Regions from separate parts of the Homo sapiens genome. Here region 1 is linked to region 2. The links are chromatin contacts, found by Hi-C or POLR2A ChIA-PET in ENCODE. All regions are on one chromosome and are shown on one strand. The core of a region is the stretch at or near the end of the contact, and the rest is flanking DNA. Distances in the headings are between cores, read along the strand shown. Region 1 overlaps STXBP4 (syntaxin binding protein 4). Region 2 overlaps HLF (HLF transcription factor, PAR bZIP family member).

Region 1 (6,497 bases), core at 1,249-3,748, 240 kb before region 2:
GTGAATTGGCCAAACACAGTGGCTCACGCCTATAATCCCAGCACTTTGGAAGGCCAAGGTGGGTGGATCACTTGAGGCCAGAAGTTCAAAACCAGCCTGGCCAACATGGTGAAACCCCATCTCTACTAAAAATACAAAAAAATTCGCTGGGCATGGTAGCACATGCCTGTCATCCCAGCTACTCGGAAGGCTGAGGCACAAGAATCACTTTAACTTGGGAGGTGGAGGCTGCAGTGAGCTGAGACTACACTGCACTCCAGCCTGGGTAATAGAGTGATATTTCATCTCAAAAACAAAACAAAAACAAAAACACAGTGAATTGGCCTAAGGATAAGTGCAGTAGATAATGGGGTTTGGAGTTATACCTTTGGTTTATACCCTGACCCTGCTCCTTGCTAGCTTTTGACCTTTGTCAAACTACTTCACCTTTATGGGTCTCAGCTTCCTCATCTGCAAAATGGGTTTGATAATGGGATCCTTCACAATAACATTAGAGGTATTAAGATAATACACATAGATGATAATGTGTATAGCACATACCACTCAACAAATATTACAAATAATAGAAGAAAAAATATTAAGAGGTGGAAATGATTTGTATTAACTATTTAATAAAGAGGAGGAAAATGTAATTTTAACTGAGGGCATAAGGGGACTTTTCATAGATAAGGTGGCACGTGAGCTGACCCAGACACAGAAAGGCAGAGCATTTCAGGCTGAGAAAACAGCATGAAAATCATGGCATAAAAGGGGAAATTTGCTTGTGTTTGTGGTCAAAATAAACCTTTTCTATGCTAACTTTAAGTTATTTGTTAATATATTTCTGTCTTCATGTCTGAAAAAGTGTTAATAGTACCTACCTTACAATTTTTTCATAGGACTTGAGAATTTAAGAGCCTAAACCTGTCAGGAATCTAATTTTGAATACTAGTTTTGACATGTATTCTTTTATCAACATCACTATCAAAGGCCCAGGAACATAAGGGAAACACGGAAAGATGAAGCTGTTAGGAAATGACATTTGGGTGGGTGTGTTGGGGCCTACACATATAAGCAGTTGAATACCAGCCTAAGATCTTAGAGGACTGCCATTTAAAATATTTGACAAGGAGAGAAAAATGAACAACTGTCTCCACGTATAATCTGACCCCACTCTTTCTTTCATACTCCATAACCAACTTGTTGGGCCTACTTTTTAGAAATCACAGAATTTTGCCACTTTTCACCACTTCCATCAGTGGTCTAAGCCGCCATCAGGTCCCACCTGTGTTGCTATTATAGCTTCCTACCAGATCACGCTACTTTTACCCTGCCTCACTCCCATACTGTCTAATCTGAACAAAGCAGCCAGAAATATTGTTTTAAAACTGCACTTAGAACTCTCCAGGACTTTCCATCTCAGTCAAAGTAAGGCAGAAATGCTGCAAGTAGAAACCTCCAAGTAACTGTTAAAGCCTATGAGGGCCTACATGACCTGCTGTCCTTTCCCCATCCTAACACTCCTTTTAAAGTACCTCAGCTCTTTCCACACTTCTCCCCTCCACCCCTTTACTCATTCTCCAGCTCATCTGGTCTCTTTGCACCATCTTTCCTCTGACCCTTACTGTGTGTGGAGGAGTTTCTTTTAGTATAACTATTACTATCTTACATCTTAAATAATTTACTTATGTTTTGCTCTTTATCTGTGTCCCCCAACTGGAGGGTAAGCTTCATGAAGACAGCTATCTTGGATTTGTTCTCTGATTTATCTTACAACAATAGCTGTTATTAGGTACTCAAACATTTGGTGAATGGATAAAGGGATAAATGGAGGATATACTTTAAGGTTAAACTGACAGCAAGTTGGGAAGTAACCGAAGATCAGATAAAAGGCTGTTGTAATAGTCTAGAACAGCAATGTCCCTTAGAAATATAATGAAAGCCACAATATATTGCTATATTTTCTAAGAGCTACATTTTTAAAAAAGGAAAAAGAAACAGGTAACGTTAATTTTAATATATTTTATTTAGTTGGATTTATCTAAAATATTACTTTAGCATGCAGTAATATTTTTAAAATTCATTATGAGATATTTTTACTTTTTTATACTGTATCTTTGAAATCTAGTGTTTTTAAAATTTAGAGCACATCTCAATTTTTACACTGAATTTTCATTGGAAATACTGGATCTGTGCTTAGATTTAATAAAATTTACAGTTGAAAAAGTAAATTCACATACTCAAATTGTTCCAAACTTATTTTAAAAGTTTCTAATGACTGAATTGAATACCAAAAATCTTTTTCTTTTAATGTTTACATCCACACTAACAAAACTATTTTATTTTCTAAGAAGAATTTGTTTTTAAGCAAGATCTTTTCAAAGCTACATCTGTTAAGTACCGTCACTAATTCTTGTCAGCTCAGTATTATTAGCATAAAATTCAAGCCTGTGAGATGGAGGCTGCAGTGAATTATGATCATGCCGCTGCACTCCAGCCTGGGCAACAGAGGAAGAACCTGTCTCAAAAACAAACAAAAAAACTGGCCAAGCCCAGTGGCTAATGCCTGTAATCTCAAAACTTTGGGAGATCTGCCAAGGCAGGCAGATCGCTTGAGCCCAGCAGTTCCATTCCAGCCTGGGCAGCATGGAGAACCCCCGACTCTACAAAAAATATTAGCATCAAATTCAAGGAGTATTACAAATAACAAAAGCAACTCTAAATTTAGCAGTATGAAGAAAGCATACTTCAAAATTTTTTCAGTTTTCATAGCCAATTTATGTAACACTATCAATAATTAAGATCTGCATATTAGCTTATAGTAGAAAAATAGGTAAAGTCATTATTTTTTATTTATATTATGAAAAAGTTCAATTTCACTATAAACTCTTATACTTATCTAGCTTCATAAACTTTCCTTTTCCTTGTAGTTTGTAGTTTAACTCATTTACATGCACTGATATTAGTGAGAAAATGTAAATCACACTGCCATTTTCTTTTGTCTGGTTACTGAATAATAGATGCACCTTCCTTTTGTTTAAGAAAACCTTTAATTGGAGTTAAAAGTACAGAAAATCTTCGTAAATCTCTTTCATAACTCAGCCAAGAAGTATTGGCAAATAACATAGCATCAGAAAATGTATTGTCCTCCTTTTTTCTTTTAACAGTTTTATAAACTACTGATGACTCAATTTACGTGCGTATACTAAACAGTGTTAGCAACTGTATCTATGATGCTTTTCATAAAATCAGCTTGAGAAAACTAAGCACAAATATTTTCAATATGTATCATACAGTGGAATAAAACAATAAAGCAGCCTCTTTCTTCTTTGAAAATGTCAATACATTCAAATTTGGTTGTTGTTGTTGTTTCTAATTTTACTTTGAGTTCTGGGATACATGTGCAGAACGTGCAGGTTTATTACATAGGTATACATATCCCATGGTGGTTTGCTGCACCTATCAACCCGACATCTAGGTTTTAAGCCTTGCATGCAGTAGGTATTATCTTTATGCTCTCCCTCCCCTTGCTCCACCGCCCGACAGGCCCCAGTGTGTGATGTTCCCCTCCCTGTGTACATGTGTTCTCATTGTTCAACTCTCACTTAAGAGTGAGAATATGCAGTATTTGGTTTTCTGTTCCTGTGTTAGTTTGCTGAGAATGATGGTTTCCAGCTTCATCCATGTATCTGCAAAGGACATGAAGTCTTTTCTTTTTTATGGCTGCATAGAATTCCATGATGTATATATGCCACATTTTCTTCATCCAGTCTATCATTGATGGGCATTTGGGTTGGTTCCAAGTCTTTGCCATTGTGAACAGTGCCACAATAAACGTACTTGTGCATGTGTCTTTATAGTAGAATGATTTATAATCCTTTGGGTATATACCCAGTAAGAGGATTGCTGGGTCAAATGGTATTTCTGGTTCTAGATCCTTGAGGAATCGCCACACTGTCTTCCACAATGGTTGAACTAATTTACACTCCCACCAACAGCGTAAAAGCATTCCTATTTCTCTACATCCTCTCCAGCATCTGTGTTTCCTGACTTTTTCATGATCGCCATTCTAACTGGCATGAGATGGTATCTCATTGTGGTTTTGATTTGCGTTTCTCTGATGACCAGTGATGATGAGCTTTTTTCATATGTTTCTTGGCCGCATAAATGCCTTCTTTTGAGAAGTGTCTGTTCATATCCTTCACCCACTTTTTGATGGGGTTAATACATTTAAATTTTCGATGCAACATAGCTGGAGCACCATTTATCATGATGAAAACTTGTTTTTTATTATCTACCTGAAACTTTTTTGACAGATGTAAAAGGGTTAAAAATATCTACACTGCAAGTTTGATTTTTTTAGGCTGCAAATCAACATTTTATCATAAGTTTGGACACCCTTTGAGGCAGTACATGCCTGAAGGATGAATTTGGTAGTGTCTCTTGCATGATATGGCCCACTGAAAGCTATTTTAATCAATTGATCGTTGATATTCTTAGAAAGTTCTTATAGTCGATGGGCATTTGTTTTATTACTTAATTGAATATCCTCCATTTTTTATGAAATACGTTTCCCAGTATTTTTATCATAACTGAAATTACTATCTCAATCTAAAAATGGTTTTCTTTTTTGTGCAAAAATTCTAGCCATTTTATAGTTACAAATGTTGGACATTTACTTCTGGTGACTAATTTTATTTATTTATTTTTTTAACTGCTAATACGAAACTTCTTATCAAATTCACCATTAATTTGCAAAAATGGCTATTAATATTGCTCACTTTATATATATTTCAAAATTTTCTTCTACAGTAAACACACTTTTTGCAAATTGCAATTGCATTGTTCCAGTAATATTACTAGCTAATTTATCTCCATTTTATTCTGCATCAGTAGTATGTCTTCACTTTACATTTAATTTAAATTTAATTTTGTCCATACTTATTTTATGGACAAATTTTTACTAAATACAAAAAATAAATATAGCCTAATAAAAATAAGTATTTTAATTTAATTACTAATATGATTTACCTAGGTATCATTGTAACTCAGGCTGATTGCATAAAATATTCAGATAAGCCTACTGTGTGTACATATTGGTGTGTAAAAAAGGATTTATAATTAATTAATTTTTTGACACTGGCCACATCAGTTACGTGTTTATGTATACTACTCAACTGACTCATGTGCCTGACACAGACATTACAGTTCAACAATAATATCTTAAATGATGCAGTGATTACAGTGAGTTAGAGTTCTACCAAAACAGTAAAGTCTTGTTTTGTGAAAAAATAGTTTACATTTCTTGAGTTTTTAAACTTAAATACAAAATAATTATAATTAAATTAAAAATTTGGTTCCTCAGTCAACTAGCTATATTTCAGGTGCTCAGTAGCCACATATAAGTAGTGGCTACTGTGATTGGACAATGCTGATCTAGAACTCTACATCCTTTCTACTCAGAGTGGTCAGCAACAGGAGAAATATCAGCAATCAGGAACTTAGAAATGCAGTCTTAGGTCTCATCCCAGATCTATAGAATCAGAATCTACACTTAACAAGTCTTCAGGTGATTTGTTTACACCTTAAAATTTGAGAAGCTCTTGTCCAGAAAATAGGCAATGGAGGATTTAACTGGGTAATCATAATAGTAATATACCAAAAAGGTCTATGCAGAAGACACCATGAGGATAAAGTCCACCAGATTTAACAGTCATAAAATGTGCAGTAATAAGGAGAAACAACAGTCAAGTCTTTGTAGTTTAGTGACTGAGAGGCTGTAATGATGCAATCAACAAAATAAGATAAATGAGATTGAGGGTAAAGATGTGTGGATTCAGAGTAGTACTTAGTATATAGTTTCCAGTTTAAACAAAAATAATTAAAAATACATGTATACATCTGTGTATACAAACCCACATGCATACATACTGAAACACCATTCATTTCATTAACACCGTAAAAAAACATAGACTACCCAAAATCAACCCTGAAAGTGTCCAATTTTAAAATATGTTGACCATGGATACTATTCAGCTTTTCTTATGTACATAGAATGATATTATTTTGTTAAGAGGATTTTGATGATACAGACCTATTGTTAATGAAAGAGTTCCTATGCTTTAGTGAAAATACCTTTCCATTTTTCCAAAGATTGATTTCTTTTTTCACAATAAATGAGTCTTTAAAAATTATAAATACAGAGTATGTATAACTCTTCTCTTAAAAATTTTTAAAAACTAGAAATTTAAATGGTGTGAAATTTGGCAGTTTCTTTCCTTTGATATCCTTTTGAAGATCTTGACACCAAGTTACTACAGTACTAATGATCATCCCATGTAAATTCCTTAAGCACATAGATAACCTAATTATTAAAACAAGCTGTGAAGGGCTCATTTTTCACTGGAAGGATCACCTTCATTGTTTTATTCAATCAAGGATAGCTACCAGAATACCTACTCACTGTTTTGAAAAGAATTGGCTGTACTGTTCTCTAAAACTCAAGTATTTTTATGAGT
Region 2 (7,164 bases), core at 3,402-5,901:
CTGAGAGAGGTAAGGAAGCTACAGAAGAAAGGTTTGAGCTAGCAGAGGTTGGTTCATGAGGTTTAAGGAAAGAAGCCATCTCTATAACAAAAAGGTGCAAGGTGAAGCACCAAGAAATGATGTAGACACTGCAGCAAATTTTCCAAAAGATCTAGCTAAGATCATTGATGAAGGTGGCTATACTAAACAACAGAGTTTCAATATAGACTACACAGCCTTATATTGGAAGAAGACACCATGTAAAAGTTATAGCTGGAGATAAATCCATGCCTGGCATCGAAGGACAGGCTGACTTTTGTTAGTGGGCAATGTAGTGGGTGACTTTAAGTTGAAGCCAGTGCTCATTCACTGTTCCAAAAATCCTAGGGTCTTTGAGAATTATACTAAATCTACTCTTCCTGTGCTCTGTAAATGGAACAGCAAAGCCTGGATAACAGCACATCTGTTTACAGCATGGTTTGCTGAATATTTTGAGCCCACTGTTAAGACCTACTGCTCAGGAAAAAAAATCCTTTCAAAATATTACTGCTTATTGGCAGTGTACCTGTTATCCAAAAACTCTGATGGAGATGTACAAGAAGATTAATGTTATTTTCATGCCTGCTAACACATTTATTCTTCAGCCTATGGATCAAGGAATAATTTTGACTGTCAAATCTCATTACTTAAGAAATTTACTTTTTAAGACAATAGCTGCCATTGATAGTGATTCCTTTGATAGATCTAGGCAAAGTAAATCAAAAGCCTTCTGAAAGGATTCACCACTCTAGAAGCCGTTAAAAACATTCATGATTCATGGGAAGGGACATTAATTAACTCCAACATAAACTGAAGTTAGTAGGAGTTGATTGCAACCCTTATAGTGGATGACTTTGAGGACTTCAAGGTTTCAGTGGAGGAAATAACTTTAGATGTGGCGGAAATAGCAAGAGATCTAGAATTAGAAGTAGAACTTGAAGATGTGACTGAATTGCTGCAATCTCATGATAAAACTTGAATGGATGAGGAATTGTTTCTTGCAGATGAACAAAGGAAGTGCTTTCCTGAGATGGAATCTACTCCTAGTGATGATGCTGTGAACATTGTTGAAATGCCAGCAAAGGATTTAGAATATTACATAAACTTAGTTGGTATAGCAGTGGCAGGGTTTGAGAGGATCGACTCCAATTTTGAAAGAGGTTCTACTGTGAGTAAAATGCTATCAAATAACACCGCGTGCTACAGAAAAATGTTTCCTGAAAGGAAGAGTCAATTGATGCAGCAAACTTCATTGTCGTGTTATTTTAAGAAACTGCCACAACCACCCCAACCTTCAGCAAACACCACCCTGATCGATTAGTAGCCACCAACATTAAGGCAAGACCCATCATAAGTAAAAATGGCCCACTAAAGGCTCAGGTGATCTTTACCATTGTTTAGCAATATAGTATTCTTAAGGCATGTACATTGTTTTTAGTCATAATGGTATTACACACTTAATAGATTACAGTATAGCATAAACATAAATTTTATATGCACTGGGAAACCAAAAAAAAAATGATGTGACTTGCTTTATTGGATTCTTAGCTTTATTGCAGTGGTCTAGAACCGGTCCTGCAATATCTGTGAGGTATGCCTTTATATCCAAAGGAATAGAAATCAGTCTTTCAAAGAGATACCGGCATTCCATGTTTATTGCAGCACTATTCACAGTAGCCAAGGAATGGAATCAACCTAAGTGTCCATCAGTGGGTGAATGGACAAAGAAAATATGGCATACATACACAATGGAATACTATTCCACCATAAAAAAGAATGAAATTCTATCACTTGCAGCAACATAGATGGAATTGGAGGTCATTTATGTTAAGTGAAATAAGCCATTCACAGGAAGACAAATATTGTATGTTCTTATTCAAATTGGGAGCTAAAAAGGTTGATCTCATGGAGGTAGACAGTAGAATGATGGTTACCAGAGGCTGGGAAGGTTAGCGGGGGCTGGGATGTGGGATTTAGAGAGGTTAGTTAAGAGGTACAAAAACACAGACGAAATAAGTTCAAGTGTTCAATAGCTACAGTAGGGTGACTATAGTTAACAAGGATTTATTGTATATTTCAGAATACATAGAAGATTTGAAATGGTCCCTTCACAAAGAAATGATCAATGATCCCAGTTACTCTGATTTGATCATTACACATTATATGCATGTATCAAAATATCCCATGTACTATATTAATATATACATTTTTTTAATTAAGATTTGAGGTGCTATATGTGCCTGAGGAGTTATAGGGGATGCCGGTGGAACGACCATTACATGTGGCAGCTGGACTGGGCAACGGCCGATCGCCACTGTGCTCTGAGGAGAGAAGGCAGAGCTTCCCCCTTTATCTGCTGGCTGGTGAAGTCCTGAGAACCGGGCAGTCAGCTAAGCACCAAGTTTTCTCTGACTACAGAGCTCCTATCAAACGGATGGGTAGAAAAGGAATGTTGTCATAATAGCTAACCCTTCTTTAGTGCTTCTTATAGTCTGGGCACTGGACTGAGGTTTATATGTGTTATATCATTAAAACTCAATCTCTGGGAACGACTGTTAGTACTTGGTAGGTATACTATTATTATTGTCGTTTTACAGATGAGAAAACTGAGGCCCAGAGAAAGTGAGCAAAATGGTGCTGGGGGCGATTAATAGGTGGCAGGGCTGGAACATGAAGCCACAGTCTGGCACCAAAGCCCATTCATGGAGCCCCAACTCAATGGGCTGCTTCTCAGTAGAAGGCTTTGCCTTGTGGAAGGTAGTAGAATGTCTAAAATCATCAGAACACCTGTGTGGATGGTACAACACGGTGACAGATATGTACCAGGGACCTAGATGTGGAGGGAGTGAGGAGGAAAGGAGCAACATATGCACCTCTGGGGAGGCCCTAAGGTCTCCTCAGCCAATTCCTAGGGAATTTAATTTTAAAGGACACAGAGAGGGTAGTTTTTAACACAGGTTTTACTTTTAAGTCATGAGGGATGACTTTCTAAGCCACAGTTCCTTCTGATAACGGTCTTAAAAGAGAAGCACCATGAAGTGATAAACACATCAGTCCAGGAAGATTTAGAGACAGCCTAGTAGAGGAGGATTGGAAACAGTGTGGCTGTGTCCCTGAGGGTGCTGGTGCTAAACCCACGGCACAGTCCATATCAGTCAAAGCTTCATTCTCCTTGTGCCCACACTATGCTGATCTGCCCCAGTGCAACAGGGAGACGCATATGGTCAAGAGAATGTGTCTTTCACGAATAGATTTTCTCCTTCGACCATGGTGAGAAGTCCTTGTAAAGAAGCATACATGAATATATGGATGTGTTGGGCATCAGCTGTGCGTGTGGCCCTCAGCCAGGTGAGTGGAGGAAGTTGGAGGCATTCAGTGTTCACCTCCATGTGCTTTTCAGAGACATACCTGGTGAGCTGTCTGCAGATACACAGCGTAGTGGGAGAGATACGCACGTGAAAGCAGCACAGGGCATGTAGCTAGCACTTGGTAAATATTAGTTTCCTTCCCCTTTCTGTGTGTAAGGCAAGTTGTACGAGCAAAGCATCCGCAGCTCAGAATGCAAAAATAGATCTCCATGTGGGGATGTGGCCTCTTTTCCCCAAGTGTGGACCAGATGTCAGGCCGCCTTGTGAGTACTCAAGGAATGTTACGGCTTCCTTCTTCAGGACTTCACTGCTTCTCTCCATATGGAGAAGGCTCCCTTTCCATGCACTTCCTGGATCTGAAAAACAAGAACAAGAAAGAGGATGGCTCTAAAGTCTCAGGAAATGGACCTTTCTATATCCTCCCTTTTAAAAAGCATTTGTATGTAGGTTTTTTAGGTCTTGCTGTCAAGTCGGATACACAGCTGTCATCTGTTATATCGGTGATTTAATAACATAATAAAAATTTATAGAGAACCACAAGCTCATGGATGTTTGTTTTGGAGTGCATTTATTCATCATTAGTATGGGTATTTTTAATCATTTACTGAGGGCCTAGCAAGGTGCTGGTAATTCAGAGATAAGGAAGATGTCATCCTTTAAACTTGAGAAGCTTATGAATGGCGAAGAGATATAATTAATTGTGAATGGAGTGTGGTAGATAGCATCAGGTTGTATATGAGGTAGAATCAGGAAAGCAAGAATGGCCAGCTCTGAATAGAGTGAGGAGGGAAGATGGGAGATGATCCTTGAGTTGTGTCTTGAAGAATGAGCAAAAATTATATTCATGGAAAGAAAGGATACAATATAAGTGACTTGTTGAGTTTTTCTTGGCTGATACTAAGAATGAATTTTCATTAAATATGCACCAGTAATTCACAGGAAATGATCAGGTCAGAATGTTATGGGACATTGGTCTGAAATATAATGAGAGGGGAAAAAAACAGAAAATTTAAAACGTTTATTTATGATGGCTAATATTCAGAGGGGCTAACTCCCTCCTGCCCAGATAAGGAGAACTTTGCCGCCTGGCAAGGGACCTGCGGCTCTGCACTGCCAGGGCAACAGAACCACACGTCTCAAACGTGGTGTTTAAAGAAGATGTTGGAAGGTTAGAGGCGGTGTAATGGATGGGATTTGACAGTTGCTGTGGCAACACACCCACTTCCAGAACATTAGTGTTAGTGGGAGGGCAGGCAAACTCGTGGTACTTGCCCTGGGCTGCCCTATGTCCCGTACCACCTGTTCTATGCCAAAGGTATGAACAAATTCAAAAGGACAAATGCCTCACATGGCTGATGGCTGCCTGCCTTTGTAGAACTGACCCTGGAATAAGATAAGAAGATGAGTAAATCAGAGAAAAGACAACAGGGAAATAGCGTGGAGGAGGAGGGGGAGGCCAGAGCAAGCAGTGTTAACTCCTTTCAGGTCAACATTTCCCAGGGTTATATTAGAATGTATTGACTAACTGGTAGATTTTTATGGGGAAAAAATGCATATGGCATCTGTGTGTCTAAAATGCCCTTGATAGAAGCAGTAGTGTAGAATGCTTTGGGGCATAAATAGTCCTTAGAGTAGCAAAAAGACAGGTTAATGCAAAATTGGTTGGACAGGTTTTGGTTGGAGGCCTGAGTGATTGCCTCCGGAGCACCACCTTCTGGGGAGTCATGGGTATGACATGGTGTGAATATTCCTGAGGTGTGGGTGGTTGGTTTCCTTACAAGGTAGGGTTTGCAAGCTCCTTACATCCACAGGGGCTGTTTCCTCTGGACCAGTCGTTCTCAATCTTGGCCTCACATGAGAATTACCAGTGATTTTTTTAAAAGAAATTTAAACATTTTATTACAAAATTAATATACGATTGTTGTAAAATAGGACTGTATAAAGAGTAACTTGAGTTCCCATATTCCATTTCCAGATTTAACTGTCCACAGTTTCTGCGTACTCTTCCAGACGTTCCCTTTGTGTTTATAAGCATTTATATACATATATATGGGGGTGGGTGTGTATATATTGTGTGTATGGAAATATGGAAATATATGTATATGCATACAATACATAGTGTTATGCATCTTGCCTTTTTCATTCAATATTTTTTGGAGATTTTTCCATATTAATACATATAGATCTGCCGGCTGCATAGAACCTATGATCTGGATATGCTATAATTTACTTAACAATGCCTCTAGGGATTTAGATTGTTTTCATCGTTGGATTCCATTCTTTGTACACTTGTGTGGTATATCTAAAGTTTTCATTCCTAGATGTGGAATTGCTGGATCAAAGTGTGTAGGCTCCAAAAGAATTGAACTAGTTCACACTCCCACTAAAAGTGTGTGAGAAAGCTGTTTCCTCTTCCATTCAAAAAAATTTTTTTTTTTTTTTACAGAGCCCAGGCCCCATTTTCAGATCTTCTGGGTGAGGTTGGAGGGGAGCTAAGTATCTGTACTTTTACAGAGCTCCACAGGTGAGGCTGATCTGTAACCAGGGTTGAGAACTTACATATGTTCTTATCTATGGCCTTAGATAGAGGGTGTAAAATTAGGAGACGCAGCTCCCACTGATGATGCCTGGGTCATGTCCTTTCAGATCCAAATTGCAAGATCTCCTTTAATGTGGTTAATTGGGAGAAATTGAATGACCCATTTCTTCTGAAATTTCTGTTAAACTGGAGGTCTTTATTTAGACAAATGTAAACATTAATCCATCTTTATTAAGATAATGTATGATTAAAGCAACAAGGTACCATCTAGGTTCTGTTTGATACTTTTCTTGTTATTCTGTAGTTATTTGTTCATAAACCATTTTTTCTTCTTATAGGCTTTCAAGGAAGAATTATCTAATTCCTTTTGGTGTGGCCTCAGATTTCATTAGCAGTAGGTAGAGTTTGTAGTTATTGAAAGTCTTTCTCTTATTTCAGTTTGAAATGTTCCCAGGTTGGCACATAGCTTTGGGAACTGGAAGTGTCTCTTTTCCCTTGCTTAGGTAGCCTCAATAGATTGAAAGAAAATGGACATCTCTTCTTCAGAAAACCTGTTCTAAGAATTATCCATCTTAGGAAATTAGGGTGGTTATTGCTCTTCTTTACTGCCTGCCTGAAAAAAATTTCCCAGCCCTCATTTCTTTCATCCTTTCCTTTGAGGCCATGACTTGTCACCCTCTGCTGTGTTCCTCTGTCCCCTGAGCAGCTGTAAGGGGTGAGAGTCACCTACCCTCACCCCTTACACTCCCACCAACCTGAGGACCACGTGTCTTCATCTAACAGCATTTCTTTTTTTTTTTTTTTTTTTTTTTTTGAGATGGAGTCTCGCTCTGTCACCCAACCAAGCTGGAGTGCAATGGCGCGACCTCAGCTCACTGCAACCTCTGCCTCCCGGGTTCAAGCAGTTCTCCTGTCTCAACCTCCCAAGTAGTTAAGATTACAGGTGCCCACCACCATGCCCAGCTAATCTTTGTATTTTTAGTAGAGACGGAGTTTCGCCATGTTGGTTGGGCTGGTCTCGAACTCCTGACCTCAGGTTATGTGCCTGCCTCGGCCTCCCAGAGTGCTGGGATTACAGGTATGAGCCACCGCGCCCAGCCAGCATTTCTTTCTTTTCCTGTTTGAAGAAACTGAGTCCTGTCTACTCCCACCCAGCATTTGCCTGGCATATCTTCACAGTTGGTCTCCTTATCAACCAACTGACTCCCATGATTAGGTCAGATTAGATCCCCTGTTCAG

Evidence for each region. Hi-C counts contacts between places; a loop is a spot of excess contacts on that map. ChIA-PET counts read pairs that join two places held with the same protein, here RNA polymerase II (POLR2A). Pooled maps may share reads with other maps.
Region 1: a map of endothelial cell of umbilical vein shows a loop between it and region 2 (15-fold over the local background). The contact joins two enhancer-like sites. A Hi-C loop is called at or near these places in 30 of 168 maps with a recorded cell type or tissue (A673, CD4-positive, alpha-beta T cell, CD4-positive, alpha-beta memory T cell and 22 more), 36 of 37 single-sample maps with no recorded cell type and 33 of 50 pooled maps. POLR2A ChIA-PET finds 5 or more read pairs at or near these places in 3 of 52 experiments (GM12878, HepG2 and MCF 10A).

The regions. Positions count from the first base shown.
Region 1 is chr17:55,054,198-55,060,694 of GRCh38, forward strand. All of the region lies in intron 12 of STXBP4 (syntaxin binding protein 4), which reads left to right. Among named protein-coding and RNA genes, the nearest start is that of STXBP4, 89 kb to the left of the region's middle. Within about 2 kb of position 2,499, at least 2 of the 41 ENCODE cell types and tissues checked have a DNase peak (open chromatin) inside an H3K27ac peak, as active enhancers do.
Region 2 is chr17:55,291,025-55,298,188 of GRCh38, forward strand. The region is part of intron 2 of HLF (HLF transcription factor, PAR bZIP family member); the gene reads left to right. Among named protein-coding and RNA genes, the nearest start is that of HLF, 30 kb to the left of the region's middle. RefSeq lists silencers at 4,944-5,238, 4,964-5,258. Within about 2 kb of position 4,652, at least 4 of the 41 ENCODE cell types and tissues checked have a DNase peak (open chromatin) inside an H3K27ac peak, as active enhancers do.